Regions from separate parts of the Mus musculus genome. Here region 2 is linked to region 1. A link is a loop called in an ENCODE intact Hi-C map of the cell type or tissue named here. Cell type or tissue: gastrocnemius. All regions are shown on one strand. Each heading gives the region's core, and the rest is flanking DNA. Links, peaks and the distances in the headings are about the cores only.

Region 1 (5,364 bases), core at 296-5,295:
TGGCTGATTGCGGGTCTGCGCTCTGCACCCCGTATGATCTTGGGGAGACAGGAGTCCATGGTTGTGGATCCCTGTGGTTGCGGGTATGTGTGGCAGACAGTGGACATGTGTGAGCCTACACCGCTCTACATGTACAGGGGTGCGTATAAGTGCATTTGAACATGGGTGCACGCACAGGGTATGTGGACAGTGTGCCGTGTGGGTGCGCGGTGTGTGAGCGTTCTGCATGAGTGATGGTACGGGCACACGTGAGCGTATGTGACACATGCAAGCTGCATGTGTGTGTACATAGGGCACTCCTTTGGCTCCTGCCAGAGCGGGGCTGCCACAGACCTGCCTGGCCCTGGAAGGCTGGGGCAGGCTGAGGGAACAGGCAGGCTGCACCCCAGCTGGCCCCAGATCCCGTTCCAAGGCTGTGGCTGGGTCTACTCTACCCGGCCCTGCTGCCAGGGGTTAGATATGCTTGCTGTCTGTAGTACTGTAGGCTTTGTGGCCCCATGGATGACAAATACTGCCCTTTCCCCCCTGGCTCCCCTAGCTCCTTCAAGGAAGGTGTCTCCACCATCAGGATGGCTCTGTGTTCTTTGGGATACAGCCTGCCCCCTTTACTCTTCAGGGAGCCTAGTGGCTAGCCAGTTGCTCCTAGCCAGGGAAACCTGTCCCCTGCCTGGGTCCACCTACCGTAGGACGTGTCACAAACCGGAAGTCAGGCACCTCATGATACACAGTGGACCTAGCTTATGTCCAGAGTAGTGTGTCAGATGCTGTTCATCCTTGAGCACGTTGCTTGGCTTCTCTGAATCTCCTAGCAGCAGCTGAAAATGGATTTGGGAGAGCTTCAGGGGTGGTGGCTGTTCCTTGTTTGTTACTGAGAAAAGTCTTTCTTGATCAGTACAGGTCTGCATGCCAGGTGGCATGGGTTGTGTAATCCTAGCCATGTGTGACCCTAGCCAGGTCATCCTATCCGTGCCTCAGTCTCCCTACCCGTCGGGTGACGTGATTAACCGTGCCTGCCTCTCGCTGATGCTGTGAGGGTGTCTTCTCGTTTTTACATAAAAGGTTACAGAGCATGCACTATTGTTGTTATTTCTGGAACAGCGGAACGCAGATTAAAACAGCCCCCAGCCTGCAAGCTTGCACGCTTCCATTGTTAAAGCCCGTGTGGGGGCTGCTTCTCTGAAGCTCTGCCCGTGTTGGGTAACATGGCTTGGGGTTGCAGGGTGGTGCCCCGTGGGTGGGCCGCTCTGCCCTCGTCTCTTCAGTAAATTGGCACAGTAGGTCCCAACTTGGCTGAAGCCACCCTGGGCAGAAGCATCTGGCAGGGTGCTGGCAGCACTCACTCAGCGCTGGTCCGCCCGGCCAGCATCGGGCTTGTGGCGGCTGTGGCAGCTCAAACTGGCACATGCTCTCGCTAGAGCCGACTGACATGTGAATGTTGGTGGCAGGCCTCGGAAGCAAGGGTGTGTGGTGGTGCCCCAGAGCCTGGCACCGTACTGTGCCCAGAGTCAACATGCCCTTCAGCCGCTGTGAAGAGCTCAGGGCTGCAGCACCGTGCATGGCCTGGGTGGGTAGAAGGTATTCAGGGATACTCCCCAAAGCACTTAACCAAACCCCGTTTTCCAGGTTCCTGTAGAAGTCTGGTTTCTCTAGTAGCCAGCTGCCTAATCTCTCTGGCCCCCTCTAGCTACTTATATTTTTTTCCTGTTTAAAAATTGGGTGTATAATCTGTGTGGGGTTGCCTACACATTTAATCTCAGCACTTGGGAGGCAGAGGCCAGCGGATCTCTGAGTTCGAGGCCAGCCTGGTCTACAAAAACCAAAATAATAATAATAATAATAATAATAATAATAATAATAATAATAAATGTGTGTATGTACAGGCATGTGCACATCACAGCATGTGTGTGGAAGTCAGAAGACAGCTTGAGGGAGTCGGTTCTCCCCTTTTATCATGTGGGTCCCAGGGATCAAACTCAGGTTACCAGCCTCAGTGGTAGGCACCTTAGCCCGCTGAGCCGTCTTACTGGCTCCACCTTACCCATTTAAACTGGTGGCTGGCATAGGAAGTGAATTCTAAAATCACTTCCTGTATCGTTTCCTCTTTCTTGAGGAAGTTGTCCTTGCTGGTTTAATGAAGATATTGAGACAATATGAAGACTGAGGCAGAGGGTTAGAGTTTTACTCAGTGGCTACCGGTACCTACCTGAGTCCTGCAGAGTCCTGCCTCCAGGGGGCGCTCTCTCATCTAAGAGGTTTGTGGGCAGAGCCTCTTCCCTTCACCCTATAACAGACCCATGCATTTCCCTAACAGAAGGCCAGGTTAGGTAGCTGGCCCTACCATGCTAGGGACATTATGAAACTCCAGGCCCTTCCAGGGGGATCCCACGGACACAGATAAAGGTTGTCACTGGCTGAGGTGGCCTGAAAGTTCCAGGCTTGGCTTCAGACATGGCTGACTGTACTTAGCTTCTGGGAAGCGGTTGTCTCGGCAGGCAACTCCCACCCCCGCTTTCAGCAGCCCCTCACTGGCAGCTGCAGTAAATGAACAACGTGGGTGTCACACTGGAGGGTCCCTCTGCCCAGGTGGTAAGTGGCTCTCACCACCTTTGCTCACCACCCTGTCCCCGTCAAGCCCCGCCCTGGCTCTGTGGCTGCTGGTGCCGTGCTTGTGGCTGTATCTTTAGCCTTTTGGGGGCACATGAGGTCCTGTTCCATACCTGACCTGGTTGGTACCCTGGCATCTTGTGACCTTTCTCCCCAGCCAGCATCTGTCCTTGGCTGATCTGCCCAGTGGCTCTGTGCTGTCCCTAAATAGCCTCAGGGCCACACTGAGGGTTCAGGTGCCAAGATTCATGGCCCAACTTTGCCCCCTGCTCCCCCCTTCTTTCTGTGCAGCATGTCTGGAATATTAGGGGCAATTTAGAGGGAATGTTGTCTTAACTACACTAAGGTGGGAGTCTGGGGCCACTGAAGGAAGGCCATGGCCTTGGGGGCCCCTCGCCAGATCATTTGAATTGATAGGTGACGGGTATTGATTTCTCTCTCCCCTGCAAGGGCTGAGGGGTAGTGACTCAGCAAAGGAAGATGGTTTGAAATTCAGGACTGGCCTGGGAGGAGGACCAGGGAGCTCCCCCTGCCCCTGCTGGCCAGAGCTGTGCGGGAGGGCAGTGACTTTCTCAATGCCTCCCCTCACAGGGAGGGAGGGCTCTGGAACCAACAGAAGCCTGCCCTTGTCTCCTCCTCCCCACCCCCACCCCCGGTTCCAACACCCCCCCCCCCCCAATGTGACTGTGTGCCAATGGCTTTCTCTCCCTGTGACTCAGTTTCCTAGTAGATGTGGCTGGAGAGTGAGTACTCTCGCCTCGCCGGGGGACTGTGCTGTGGACAGAGAGTCCCATCTCCTGGTAGATGACAGGCATTCTGACTGAAGCTGTGACTCATCCCAAGAGCTTTGACTGTGGCGCTGGGATGGGGTGGAGGCCTCTCGCAGGTTGGGCAAAAGGTCTGCCACCAAGCTGTACCCCACAACCCCAGGGAGGAGGTTTAGTTGCTAGCAGATAGGCAATACAGTTTATGAGACACCAAAAGAGAGGCCGTGAGCCCTGGGGAATCCTAGAGGGCTTCCTGGAGGAGATCTTTGAATGACATCACCTCTGACAACGCGTGACCGAAAGGGGTGGTACGGAAGACACAGAATTGTGTTAGGACTTTATGGACAGATAGGAATGTATACAAGTCTCAGGAGATACAGGAGGACAATGGCTGTCCACTGGGGACAGGAGAGAGGACAGGGATGGGGAGAGGTAAGGACATTATGCAGCTATGTTGGGTCAGCCACCCATGTGAGATGGTCAGTGAGTGGACAAGCTGTGGTGACATCGGGCAGTAGCCACATGCTCCACACAGTGCTGAGTGACAGCCTACCATGCCGTGGAAACCACAACCCTGTCCCTGTTTCTCGAACCCTCTGAATCTGCCCAGACCCCAGCTATCCCACTGCTCTATCCTGGCTTGCAGACCCCTCCTCGGGCCCAGGCTACAGCTTTCCAGTCTCTTCTGTGACACTGGGGCACACCGATGCTCACCAGGGTTCCCAGCTAATCCATAGGGCACGGTTGTCATTCTGAAGTTACATTTTGTTGTCCCCTGAGCTGGGCCTCAACCTGGGCAAAACCAGAAGTCTCCAGGGCCGCCACAGCTACCCATTTGTGTGTGGGCCCATGTACGCGAAGGTCGGGGCCCCAAAACTGGGCATTGCTGACAAGTCCCTAGTCCAGAGCCTGTTTCTGCTCCATTTAGTCACCATCATGATTTTTTTTTTAAAGATAGGTTCTGATGTAGCCCAGGCTAGTGCTGAGCTTGCTAGGATGGCCTTGGGCTTGTGCTCTTCCTGCATTCCCCCACTCCCCGCAGTGCATCACCATCGCACCTGACTTACATGGTGCTAGGTGGGTACCTCCTCAACAGGGCCACCTCCAGCAGAGCCACCTCCCAGCCTCAGTCCCCTTTAAAGCAGCACAAGTTCTTCAGTCTTGGTCCTTCCAAACCCGGCACTTCGGATGTGGTCTGACCTTTCTGCTCTGCAGGCCGCCTGTCCTCTTAACGCCTGCCTGCAGGTTGTGTGGCTTGAGCAGCCGTGTCGGAAGAGGGAGAGCGTGTCCTCGTCCTCAGGGCACCCCGTCAGGAGGTGCCACAGTGGTCCCTGCCGTGGCTGCTACTGACCTGATGTCAACTGGCTTCTCCCCGAAAGGGTTACTCCTCCCCTGTGAGGGATCAATAAGTTTCCAGTGGGGGAAACGTTTGGCCAGTTGCCCTGCTGCTCGTTCTTTTGGCCCCACTAATTTTAGCATCCAGGATGCCCCTTCCCTTGAATGCTGACTGCCGTGGGGTGCAACCCCGGGTCATTTTCTGACTCCAACATCCTTTTTACATTGATGAGTCAATGTGCGTTCTCTCCCCCTCTGGTGGTTTATCTTCACAGTTATTTATTCATGTTTCACAAACTTGAGGCTTCTGATGTCATTCTATTTCCCCTCCTCCCTGCCCCCAAACTTCCCCTTTCTGTCCCCGTCCCCTCCCCACCATGTATGTATGTGTCTTTAAGTCCCACATACTTGGGAAGGCCAGGAATGTCATTCCTCAAGTGGTGTCCGCCTTGGTTTTTAGAGACAGGGTCTCTTATCAGCTTGGAGTTTGCCAGGTAGCCAAGGCTGGCCCATAAGACTCAGCGATCTGCCCACCTCTGCTTCACCAGTACTGGAGCTACAAGTGTGGCTTTTGATCATGGATGCTGGAGACTAGAACCAGGGTCCCCATGCTTGTATGGCTAAGCCATCGCCCCCTTTTCTGCCCTCCACTCTCTTT
Region 2 (5,364 bases), core at 129-5,128, 50 kb before region 1:
TGTGTCCCACAGAGGCAGAGTCAGACATATGTTAAAATATATTGAAGCTCTGTTTGTTAAACGGGTTTGGAAAAGGTCTCACAATCGCTAGGTTCTTCTCTCTCTCTCTCTCTCTCTCTCTCTCTCTCTCAAATTCTTTATTACAGGTTTTTAAAAGAGCAGACTCAAAGACACGGGGGCTGCAAGCCGTACAGAGATTCAAGAAGAAAATGTAGTCATTTAAAAAAAAATCACAACGCATTAGTTATGAAATTTGCCTAAATTCATTTTGCGGAATGAGAGCCGTAATTTGAAGGCAGAGTTATGGAGAGAGGAAATAAAACCACATGTCACGTGCAATTTAATCTGGCAGGGAAATGGGCCACTCGGAATTGCTAACTCGGCCTGATTCGTTTCCTCTCTGGAAAAAGCTCTACTTTTGGTCTGAGGAGTCTTTTCAGCTCCTGCGTTAATGTATTTGCACAGACGTCACACGGAAAAAAAAAATGTATGAGGACAGCAAGAGAAATACTGTATCCTACTTTAAATCACACTGCGGGTTTTAAATGGCTCGACGGATGGCTCGGAGCGCTCACACCTTCCCCTGAAGCATTTAAGAAACAGTTATTTACATTACATTAAAAACTTTAATTGCCTTGAAGCACGTGCTGGGAGACGCAAATATTGGAAAATCATCAAAAATATCCATCATGATTCTCCCTCCTTTACAACTCTTCTAAACTTCATCTTTTTTATAACCCACGGTATTGATCTATTGTCCCAGACCGAGAGTGATGTCAGAAGTCCAAGCTCAGCCATAAAAAGGGAATATAATTTCGGTTGGCCGTCCATAAAAGCTAGTCTTTTGACAGAGATGAGGGGGGGACTAGGCCTCTTCTTTTGGAAGGGAAGTAAGTGGGGGGGGTGATGTGCAATAGGGTGTGGTGTGGGGAGGTGGGCAGGCAAGGAGGGTGACTTCAGGGTCTGGAGGTTTTTTTAGGGTTTTTTTTAGGGGGTACCGAGGCATGATGGGTTTCTGAGTCCCTTCTTTAGGATAACAAGTTGGGAGGGCTCATAGAAAAGAAGAGGGATATGTGAAATACGCCCCCTTTTGGTCCAGGGTCTGAGGAACTGCAAAGGCCGGGACCTCCCCGCCCTGGGTTAAAGATCAAGGAGAAAGCAGAAACGCTATACTCAAAGGGCGTGTGTGTGTGTGTGTGTGTGTGTCCGTCCATGTGCGTTGGCCATGGTAATGATAACATGACACCCTGCCTAGCCCCCATAGTGATGTTAGAGGTCCGGAGCTGCTACAGCGGGCCTTGGAGAACCTCAACTGATCCAAGCAGCTGTTGGGGAAAGGCTGCTTCCGCAAAGGTTTCTCTAAGGACATCCTGCAGCAACATTCACTTCACGCCAGGGACTTGCTTTGGAAAGTTGTGGGGTGCGTTACGCCCACTAAAGAATAACGATCAGAGCCCTACTGTAAAGACGCAAAGCATAGACACACAGGTTCCCCAATAGGACTTCCTTCGGTGCTGTACAGCACCATGCTGGGCGCCCGGAGACTTTCCCACGGCTCCGGGGCGCCCCCTCGCGGCGGTCACCCGCAGCGCAGCGAGCGCGTGGCGCGCGGGGTTGCGAGGGGGGGGGTGGACCTCGGCCGGAGGGTCGCGCGTGTGTGCTCCGTGCTCCCCTCGCGCGAGGCCACGCGAGGAGAGCGGCCGCACGCACTGCAGAGAGCTCACTTTGTTCTTTACGGTCCCCGTCGCCCGCGGCCCCTCCGCGCTCCCGCCGCCCCCCCTGCGCATTGATCCGCGCGCGCGGCGCTGTCGATAAGTTTGCAAGGAGCCAAAGTCAAGTGCGAGCGGCGTGCGCGCAGAGCCGGGCCGCGCTCCCGGGGTCCAGCCCGGGTGTTGGCGGCAGCCGCATCCCCGGCCGCGCGCCCGCCCCCAAGATGGCGGCCGAGGGGGGACCGCGGGGGGCCCGGGGGCCGAGGCCGGCCAGGGCTGTACGGGCGACCAGGGGGCCGCGCGCAAGACGGCGCCTGGACTGGCGGCGGCTGCAGGTGAGCAGACCAGCCCGCCTTTGTTCGCTGCCGCCACGAGCGGCCGCCGGGACGCGGGAGCCGCCGAGGCGGGAGGAGCGCGGGGAACGGGAGGAGCGCGGGGAGCACGGAGAGCGCGCGGGCAACGCGGGGGAGCGGGACGCGGCTGCGCAGCCATCCAGCCGCCGCCGCCGCCGCCGCCTCCTCCACCGGCTGCTGCAGCCAGGACGCTCGGTGCTCCTCCCGGGCCGATCCCTGAGGGTTAGTCTCTGCGTCTTGTTTCTCCCTCTCTCCTCGGTTTTTTATCACCCCCTCCGCCTGCTTTCTCTTCCTCCGCCTGCTTTCTGCCTCCGTCCTTCCCACCTCTGTCTTGACCCCCCCCTCCCGCCTCCCCTCTCCGGTCTTGCTTTTCTTCCCTCGCTTCCCCTCCTCCTGCTTTCTCTCCATCATCTTGATATTCCCCTTCTCTGTCTGCTCCTCCCTCCCCGCCCCTTCCCCTCCATCCCAGTCCCGCGGCCCCGGAGCCCCAGGCCCGAGCGCGCGCAACTTTGCGCACCTGCCGCGGGGCGGAGCAGGTGCGCGGGCTGCAGCCCCTGGGAACTTTTGCACCCGCGCCCCTGGGGCTACCGGTTCTACCTCGCTTGCTCTCGCACCCTGCTCTCTCTGCCTTGGCCCCCCTCGCTCCCCTCTCCTTCTCAGGGGCGACACTCTTGGCAGCCCCAGCACTTTTTCCATGTTCCTGGTGCGCGGGCTCCAGGTGCCTCCAGGTTGGGATGTTTGCTGACCGTCTTTCTGAGGCCCTGGGATGGGCGGGGGGTAGGGGGGGAGATGCGGTGTTACAGTACCCCATTTGGCGACACACTTGGGTGCTCATTACGCCCGCAGAGGCTCCCTGCACCCTGCAGTCGAGCAGAGTCGCGGCAGGTGCTGCGATGGCCTGGGCGGGGAAGCCTTGTGGATAACCACGCTCTGAGAGCATTTTGCTTGGCCAGTGACATTCTCAGAATTCGTGACAACACGTCTGGAGATAAAAAAATAAATAAATAAAACATAAAGGGACCCACTTTCCCTTTTTAATCTGTCCGCAGATCTCGTTAAGTTGCTTCTGATAAGTGGCTCGCTCCAGCCCCCCTCTTCTCTGTCCCCACTCCTCGCTCCCCTCCTCCCTCAAAGCCACCGAGCCGGAGAGAAAATCGGGGCACTCAGGCATGCAGTTAATAACTGCAGGAGCTATGCAATTCCTAGTCCGCGCCCGAGTTGAGGTTACAGTTTGGTGGCCGGCTAAGATGGGCAAGGCTGTGTCCTATGCTAGACGGTTTAAAGGATGCTAAAGTGGCTTTGGAGGTGGGGAGCAGGGGCCGGGAGGGGGCAGAGAGAGAGAGAGTTGGGTAGCCACATTGGGCCTGGCACGAAGGCCAATGGTAATCGTATTCCCTGCTAATGTTTGTAAATGAGACCCGGGCAGGCTGGGGGACAGCGTCTTTATTTATGATTGATGTTCTGTAACATAAGGGATGACAAGAACGCGGCAGACTAGAGGGGAGCAAGCGGCTGGGCTGACGGAAGCTCTTACCCGGGTGCTATTGTTATTCTCCTGGAGAGAATTGCTACGGTGAGCTTTACAGCGGCCCCGTATTTGCCCATAGTCGCCGGAATGCCAGTTAACACGATTCTCATTAGATAACTCGCTTTCCATCCAAGCGCCTGGGCTGCAGGCTTGGTGGGAGAGAGAAAGGGAGAGAGAGGCTGCCCTGGGGCTGAGGCCTGGGTGCGGCTCCCCGCGTTGGTTTCAGAGCTGATTGGGGTGGTTCTGGACGCTCCCTGTCCCCAGTCTTGGTGGGGAGGCTTTTGTGGAGCTGTGGAAGGTCACCCCAGTCTTGGTTCCAGCTGACTCCTGGTGGTCTGCACGCCTTTTGTTAGGGTCTCAGGACACACTGAGATGGAAAAGGAGATTTGAGCTGCAAGGGTGGTGAGTGAGGGTGGTGGACACAGGCCTGTCCAGGTGACAGGGACCAGGAACACCAAGACCGCTCCCCCAACGGGGAACATACAAGGGTGTGTGTGTGTGTGTGTGAACTCATTAAGACAATGGCTGTGTGTCTGGCACAAACAGGCTCCCAGGGAGGGGGGCTCATCTGAATCGATATAAAGAGGAGGGGATGCTCCTCCAGGGAGTTTGAAAAGGCTGCATAGTTCCAGAGCTCAGAGGATTGACTGTGGAAGCTGCGGCATGCATCTTGCCAGGCCCAGGCTGGTGCAGCTGCCCACTCTCCAACCCCGCCTCAGCCTCTCCTGTGATCCCTGGCACAGCGTGCAAAGTCCAGGGTCTTCCGGACATCCATCTCTTAGCCCTTTGCCAGGGACCCTTTCTGGTCCATCCTCTTAGTGACTCCTCCTTCACACTCACTGGTATCTCTTCCTTTCTCCTACTCCATAGAGGAAACTTCCACCTATTGTGAAACACAGGTAGGAACTGTGGGTCTGGGCAGGGCCAGAGCTGGGGGCTCCCTCACCAGAGCCTGGGAGGAACGTGTGACTTGTATCCTGGGTTGTTCAGGTTGGATGGTTTCTTGCAGCTTGATTTCTGAGTCTTAAGATGACCCAGCCAGGAAAAGTGGCCCCGTGGCCCCAGGCTGGACCATACTGCTGACGCTTCCCCGTTTGGGACAAGGAAGGTGACCTTGTGCCAGCTGGGCTCTTGGTTCTCTGGAAGTATATATATTTTAAACTTGGAAGCTGTCCAGTTAGTATTTTTTCCCCCCAGCACATTCTTTGAGTACTGGAAGTAGGTTCTTTGACTAGATGGAAATCAGTCGACAACCCTGGGATTGGGGGCTCAAGGAATGACTCTAAGGGACCTGGGTACCCCTCCCCCCACCATGGCATTCCTCAATCGTCTCCACTTCCCCCCCCCCCCTTCCTGCTGTAGCAGCTCAGGAACGAGAAGAAATAAAATCCCGTCCTGAGTTAATGCTGGTATATTTCATTTGGTTATAGGATGGTTTTACAGTGAACATCACTAATGCGGGCGTAGTTTATGGCTTTTCTCTGTGTTATCGTAGTAACTGGATTCATGGGTTCATGGTTTTTCTTTTCTACTTTCGTTTACCCCCTACTCCATACCCTTTATAAGAGATGTTCTGAGTCCTGGCCCCCACACCATCTTTCCTTTCCCCTCTAAAGAAGAGGAGGCTAAGCTTTTTGGGCATCCGGGTTGAATGAGGGGATTAGGGGTGCTCCTGCCCAGCTGTGTTTTTGGGGGGAGGGACGAGGTGGGGCTGGTGGCCCCTCACAGAAGACTCGGGTAGAAAACCCGGCCATTCCTCAAGGAGGAATTGGCA

Evidence for each region. Peaks named below come from ENCODE experiments on the same cell type or tissue, not always from the same donor. Only the 100,000 strongest peaks of a DNase experiment are listed, where the experiment ranks them.
Region 2: it touches region 1 in a loop (3-fold over the local background); 8 of 42 quality-filtered maps call a loop at or near these places.

What each region holds. Positions count from the first base shown.
Region 1 is chr5:121,996,543-122,001,906 of GRCm38, reverse strand. The region is part of intron 2 of Cux2 (cut-like homeobox 2); the gene reads left to right. Among named protein-coding and RNA genes, the nearest start is that of Cux2, 51 kb to the left of the region's middle. In gastrocnemius, for the core only: CTCF peaks have their summits at 2,219 (motif pointing right) and 3,126; DNase peaks (open chromatin) are centred at 376, 1,323 and 2,232; H3K4me3 peaks cover 282 bases; H3K27ac peaks cover 4,111 bases.
Region 2 is chr5:122,046,696-122,052,059 of GRCm38, reverse strand. It overlaps Cux2 (cut-like homeobox 2), which reads left to right and starts at 2,209. Exons shown (of 23, transcript NM_001312908.1): 1 at 2,209-2,284. In gastrocnemius, for the core only: no CTCF peak of the experiment used is centred there; DNase peaks (open chromatin) are centred at 2,619, 2,892, 3,209, 4,195 and 2 more places; H3K4me3 peaks cover 2,194 bases; H3K27ac peaks cover 824 bases.